2 separate regions of the Homo sapiens genome follow, and region 1 is linked to region 2. A link is a contact called in ENCODE Hi-C or POLR2A ChIA-PET data. All regions are on one chromosome and are shown on one strand. Each heading gives the region's core, a stretch centred on a gene start or an enhancer-like site at or near the end of the contact. The rest is flanking DNA. Distances are from core to core; before and after follow the strand shown. Region 1 holds the start of CCDC22 (CCC complex scaffolding subunit CCDC22). Region 2 holds the start of WDR45 (WD repeat domain 45).

Evidence for each region. Hi-C counts contacts between places; a loop is a spot of excess contacts on that map. ChIA-PET counts read pairs that join two places held with the same protein, here RNA polymerase II (POLR2A). Pooled maps may share reads with other maps.
Region 1: a pooled map shows a loop between it and region 2 (4-fold over the local background). The contact joins the promoter of CCDC22 here to the promoter of WDR45 in region 2. A Hi-C loop is called at or near these places in 4 of 50 pooled maps. POLR2A ChIA-PET finds 5 or more read pairs at or near these places in 2 of 52 experiments (WTC11 and activated B cell).

What each region holds. Positions count from the first base shown.
Region 1 is chrX:49,233,663-49,236,736 of GRCh38, reverse strand. CCDC22 (CCC complex scaffolding subunit CCDC22) reads right to left here and starts at 1,267. Exons shown (of 17, transcript NM_014008.5): 1 at 1,051-1,267. The coding sequence starts at 1,100. It also overlaps the pseudogene HSPB1P2.
Region 2 is chrX:49,078,604-49,081,789 of GRCh38, reverse strand. It overlaps WDR45 (WD repeat domain 45), which reads left to right and starts at 1,903. Exons shown (of 11, transcript NM_001029896.2): 1 at 1,903-2,039. RefSeq lists silencers at 1,134-1,203, 1,446-1,740 and enhancers at 1,446-1,740, 1,452-1,952.

The DNA of each region.
Region 1 (3,074 bases), core at 18-2,517, 160 kb before region 2:
GTTTTGAGAAGACTAGATTTTAGGAGGCTGCTGTTTTCAGAAGTTCCAAATGTCAGGGTCCCTGGGTATCAAGATCCCTGAATATCAAGACCACCTAGTTTCAAGCAATACAAAAATCAGACTCCCTAGATGTTGGCATCCTGGGTTTTTAGGGCCTCTGAACGGAGGAGTCTTCGTGCGTCAGGGTGACCAAATGCTGATGTCAGATTTTAGAATTCTGGGTTTTTTTGGCTGGGCGTGGTGGCTCACACCTGTAATCCCAGCACTTTGGGAGGCGGAGGCGGGCAGATCACTTGAGGTCAGGAGTTGGAGACCAGCCTGACCAACATGGTGAAACCCTGTCTCTGCTAAAAATACAAAAATTAGCCGGGCAAGGTGGCGCACGGCTGTAATACCAGCTACTTGGGAGGCTGAGGCAGGAGAATCACTTGAACCTGGGAGGCGGAGGCTGCAGTGAGCTGAGATCACCCCACTGCACTCCAGCCTAGGCGACAGAGCGAGACTCCATCTCGGAAAAGGAAAAAAAAAAAAAAGAATCCTGGGTTTTTTTAAGCCCCAGGTGTTTGGGGAACTGGAGTTTGAAGGATCCCAAGTATCTGGTCCAGGGATTTTTTGGAGTCCCCGAGTGCCAGGGTCCTGGGGTTTTACGCTCCCTGGTTCTTAGGGCACAGGTGTCTTAGGGTCTCCAGATAACAGGGTCTCAGGGAACTGATGTTAAGATTCCCCAGATTACAGGGTTCCGGGTCTTGAGGTTTCAAGGTTGTAACGTCTCAAGGTGTCTGGGTCCCAGAGCTTTGGGTGTACCAAATATCATGGTTAAAGGATTTGGGAGGCCTCTGATGTCGGTGTCAGGGAGGGCGGTGTGTGTGTGCGTGTGTGTGTGTGTGTGTGTGTGTGTGTGTGTGTGTGTAAGGGGGTGAGGGTCTTAGGATCCTGGAGTTGGAGCCCTGAATGTCAGGATCCCGGGTTTTAAGGTTCCCGGGAAACGGGGTCCTGGGCTTTAGAGTCCCGGATGTGGGCTTCGGGGGTGGGCGGGGGCTCTGTCCTTACGTGCCGGCCTGGCGCAGCGAATGGATGAGGATTCGGTCCGCCTCCTCCATGGTGGAGCCGTGTCGGAGTCGGGGGCTGGGTCCAGGACCGGGTCCGAGAAAGTGGGGAGCAGCTGTAGAAACCCTGCTCCGTGCTCGCGGTCCACAGAGTGTCACGGGTCGTGTGGGGAGAGTTGGAAAGTGTAGTTCTGTGAGCGAGCACGGCGCATGCCGGATGTGAGGCCTGGGGTGAGTGTGCACGGAGGTTGAGCTTGCAATAGCTGCTGGGAACTGTAGTTCTTCCACCTGCAGTCCAGTGGGCTCTTCCAAGGGAAAAAGGAACAACCCGTGTGGTGGGGAGTGGAGGGGCCGGACAGAAAGGGGCTTCCTGACTCATTCGTTTAAGGCGGCATTCATCTTCTAGGCTATAAAAGTGTACACATTAAGGGCAGAATTTTAACACAAAGCGACTACTTCCCTGTGTCTTAGTCTCCTCATCTGTAAAATGGGACTATTGACAGTACCTGCTTTTTAGGATTAAAACAGAATTAATTTATATAAAGCACGTTGTACTATGTGCCTGACACATAAGATAAGAAAGCACTATGTAAGTTATAGTTACTAGTGTCCATGCATTCAATAAATGCTTTAATATGATACACATTTGTACACTCCAAAGAATAATTACACAGCAAATATCTATGTAACCGGCTGGGTGCAGTGGCTCACGCCTGTAATCCCAGCACTTTGGGAGGCCGAGTCGGGTGGATCACCTGAGGTCAGGAGTTCGAGACCAGCCTGGCCAACATGGTGAAACCCCCTCTCTACTAAAATGAGAAAAATTAGCCAGGCATGGTGGCACATGCCTGTAGTCCCAGCTACTCGGGAGGCTTAGGCAGGAGAATCACTTGAACTGGGGAAGCGAAGGTGGCAGTGAGCTGAGATTGCGCCATTACACTCCAGCCTGGGCAACAGAGCGAGACTCCGTCTCTAAATAAATAAATAAAGCAAAAGAAATCTATGTAACCATTTCTTGAACAGCCGACGCGCACCTGCAATCCCAGCAGTTTTGGAGGCCAAGGCGGGAGGATCGCTTGAGGTCAGGAGTTTGAGACCGGCATGGGCAATACAGCAATACACCATCTCTTAAAAAAAAAAAAAAAATTGACACTTGTCCAAGCAGACGTCCCCAGCAGAGCCAGCCAGCATGACCGAGCGCCGCGTCCCCTTCTCGCTCCTGCGGGACCCCAGCTGGGACCCCTTCCGCGACTGGTACCCGCACAGTCGCCTCTTTGACCAGGCCTTCGGGCTGGTCGCAGTGGTTGGGCACCAGCTGCTGGCCCCGCTACGTGCGTCCCCTGCCCCCGCCGCGGTCGAGAGCCCCGCGGTGGCCGCGCCCGCCTACAGCTACGCGCTCAGCCGGCAGCTCAGCGGCGGGGTCTCGGAGAATCGGCCCACAGCGGACCGCTGGCGCGTATCCCTGGACATCAACTACTTCGCCTCCGACGAGCTGACGGTCAAGACCAAGGATGGCATGGTGGAGATCACCAGCAAGCACGAGGAGCGGCAGGACGAGCATGGCTACATCTCCCGATGCTTCACCCGGAAATACACGCTGCCCCCCGGTGTGGACCCCACCAAGGTCTCCTCCTCCCTGTCCCCTGAGGGCACACTGACCGTGGAGGCCCCCATGCCCAAGCTAGCCACGCAGTCCAACGAGATCACCTTGGAGTCACGGGCCCAGCTTGGGGGCCTAGGAGCTGCGAAATCCGACCAGTCTGCAGCCAAGTAAAAGCCTTAGCCCGGATGCCCACCCCGGCCGCCGCCACTAGCCGTGCCCCCGCACCCACCTGTGTGTTCTTTTGATAGGTTTATCTTCTGTTGTTCTCAAATAAAGTTCGAAGCAACCCAAAATTTAAAAAAAAAATAGTTGGGCATGGTAGTGCACACCTGCAGTCCCAGCTACAGAGGCTGAGGTCAGAGGATCACTTGAGCACAGGAATTCAACGCTACTGTGAGCTATGATCACGCCACTGCACTCCAGCC
Region 2 (3,186 bases), core at 654-3,153:
GTGGTCTCAAACCCCTGAGCTCAGGCAATCCACCTGCCTCGGCCTCCCAAATTGCTGGGATTACAGGCATGCACCACCATGCCCAGCCCTTTTTTTTTGAGACGGGAATTTCGCTCGTCTCCCAGGCTGGAGTGCAATGGCAGGATCTGGGCTTGCTGCAACCTCCGCCTCCTAGGTTTAAGTGGTTCTCCTGCCTCAGCCTCCCCAGTAGCTAGGATTACAGGCGCGTGTCACCACGCCCGGCTTTTTTTTTTTTTTTCGAGACAGAGTCTCACTCTATTACCCAGGCTGGAGTGCAGTGGTGCGATCTCTGCTCACTGCAACCTCCTCCTCCTGGCTTCAAGTGATTCTCCTGCCTCAGCCTCCCGAGTAGCTGGGACTACAGGCACGCACCACCATGCCTGGCTAACTTTTTGTATTTTTAGTAGAGAGGGGGTTTCACCATGCTGGCCAGGCTGATCTCGAACTCCTGACCTCATGATCTGCCTGCTTCGGCCTCCCAAAGTGCTGGGATTACAGGCGTGAGCCACCGCGCCCAGCCTATTTATTATTTCTTAATGTAAAGTTTAATTAAAAATCCTTCCAGCCGGGCGCAGTGGCTCACGCCTGTAATCCCAACACTTTGGGGGGCCGAGGCAGGCGGATCACCTGAGGTCAGGAGTTCAAGACCAGACTGATCAACAGGGAGAAACCCGGTCTCTACTAAAAATACAAAATTAGCTGGGCGTGGTGGCACATGCCTGTAATCCCAGCTACTTGGGAGGCTGGGGAGGCTGAGGCAGAAGAATCCCTTGAACCCGGGAGGCGGAGGTTGTGGTGAGCCAAGATCGCGCTAATTGCACTCCAGCCTGGGCAAAAAGAGCCAAACTCTGTTAATCAAAAAAAAAAAAAAAAAAAAAAATTCCTTCCAGTATGCATATAATTTGGGGCCTTTTTTTAAAAGCTTTATCATAGGTAGGACCTCTTTTTTTTTTTTTTTTTAACCCAAAGCATTCATACCTTTTACTATCAAAAAGCTATTTTGTATTTTGTAAAAATAAAAGCAGAGGCCGGGCGTGGTAGCTTAAGCCTGTAATCCCAGCACTTTGGGAGGCCGAGGTGGGTGGATAACCTGAGGTCAAGAGTTCGAGACCAGCCTGACCAACATGGTGAAACCCCGTCTCTACTAAAAATACAAAAATTAGATGGGCGTGGTGGCGCACGCCTGCAGTCCCAGCTACTCCGGAGGCTGAGGCAGGATAACCGTTTGAACCCGGGAGGCGGAGGTTGCAGTGAGCCGAGATCGCGCCACTGCACTCCAGCCTGGGAGACAGAGCGAGACTCTGTCTCAGAAAACAAAACTAAACAAAACACAAAAGACAAAACTCAGAGCTGGCGGGGTTGGGGGGACAGGGTGGGGAGAAAGAAAGCGAAATCTGTTCCTTGGCTTCCCGGAGCCAAGGAGGTTTCTCCACTTTCAAGGTCTCCAGGTCCGCCCCCGCCTGTAACCCCCAGCGCCGCCCCTCTGGAAGCCTGGGAGGACTGTGTGTTGCGAACCGGGGCGGCTACTCTCGGCCGCCGCGGAGGTCCGCGTCTTGTTAGCAGGGAAGGTTTACTCCCCCATTGTGGGTGACCAAGGGGCTGAGGGCTTGGCCGGTTTCGCTTTGCTGGGGGCAAGGCACGCTCTCTCTCCCCACCCTTCCGGGTTCCCTCAGACAGTCTCGGCCTTGAGGAACCCCCTTCGCCTCCGGTCCCCCAGCCAACCTTCCTCCGCTCCCCGCGCCCTCCCCGGAGAACCCCACTGTCACTCGCGATGCTCCGAAGACCCGGGAACTAGGCGAGGAAGGCGGTGGCCGCCTTTTTCCAGCTGGGGTGAGTCATTTCCTGCGACAGGCTCCCTCCCCCGGAAGTAGGGCCTGATGTAAACACCCGAGCCGGGCTCCAAGGCCCGGGAGGTCAGAAAACCGGGCCGCGGGCGGCACCGACAGCTGGGGCCCGGGTCAGGGACACGCGGAGGTCAGGCCGGTGAAGGCGGCAGGAAGCTGGAGCACGATCCCAGGGTTGGTTGGGTCTGGGGGAGGCTGGAAGTCTTTCGAGTAGGGGTCTAAGGCAGAGGTCTTGAGTGGGTGCTGGCGTTGGAAGGAGCATGCGGCTGGTCTTGGGAGAGGGGCGAGGCATCCCGGACAGAGTCTTGGAATGGAGGTGCAAAAAAGGGGTGTTGAAAGTTGGAGCTGTCCAGAGAATAACTCTAAGGCAGAGCTGTCCAAAGAAAGAGCATGAGGCATTCCAGTGGAGGGTGTAACTGAAAGAAAGGAAGGAGATTTGGACTCTTGGAGGATGGGGGAGGGAGTATGTCTGGCCAGAGTTATTGGGGAGTTGAGGATTTGAAGGGAAGTTGGGGGCTCTATGGCAGTAATCTTAGTAGGGGACTGCGCAGGCATCTTAGGGGTTGAGGTTCTCCTAGGTAGGAGTTTTGGGTGGTTTGTTTTGGGCAAGGGTCTTAGAAGGCAAGGGTGCCCTGGGGCGGGGTCTTGGATAGGGGTCTAGAGGGGGAATCTTAGGAGGATGGGGGGGGTTCCTGGGGTTGGGTCCAGGCCAGGTTATGTTGTAGTCAAGGACAGCAGAACACAAGGAAGGAGATGTCCCAGGGGTGGAAAATTTAGAGTGCTAGGGGGAATCCTAGGGTAGAGTCCCCAGGGCATAAGCCAATCTAAGGGAATGTCTAGGCTGGCCCTGAAGGGTAGTTACCAAGGCATGAGAAGGGGTCATCCCAAGGTAGGCATCCTGAAGGAGTTTGGGGAAGCCGGTTGAGGGGGAAAGGTGTGAGAGGACTCTGGGGTGGTCAAATAGGTTGGGGTACAGTTAGAAGGGTATGAGCAGAGGAGTTCCTGGGGATGGCAGACCAAGCATAGCAGTCCCAGGGCCAAGTCAGGGAGGTACAAGAAGTGCATCTCCTAGCCCACTTTTGTCTATTTATTGAGAGAGTCCGGTGCTAGGTCAGGTTTGAAGATGAGAAATGGGTTGGGAGTGGTTCCAGGCCATGTCTGGCATTGGGATCAAGATTGGCTGGCGGTGGGGAGGAGATATCACGGGGGCACCCCCTATCACATTACTTCCTGACAAGTCAGTGAGGGCCAGCATGTAAAGAGGAGGTGTGGGGTCCACGTCAGTGTGGGCCTGGAGCTTGCCAAACCTGAAAGAAGGAGG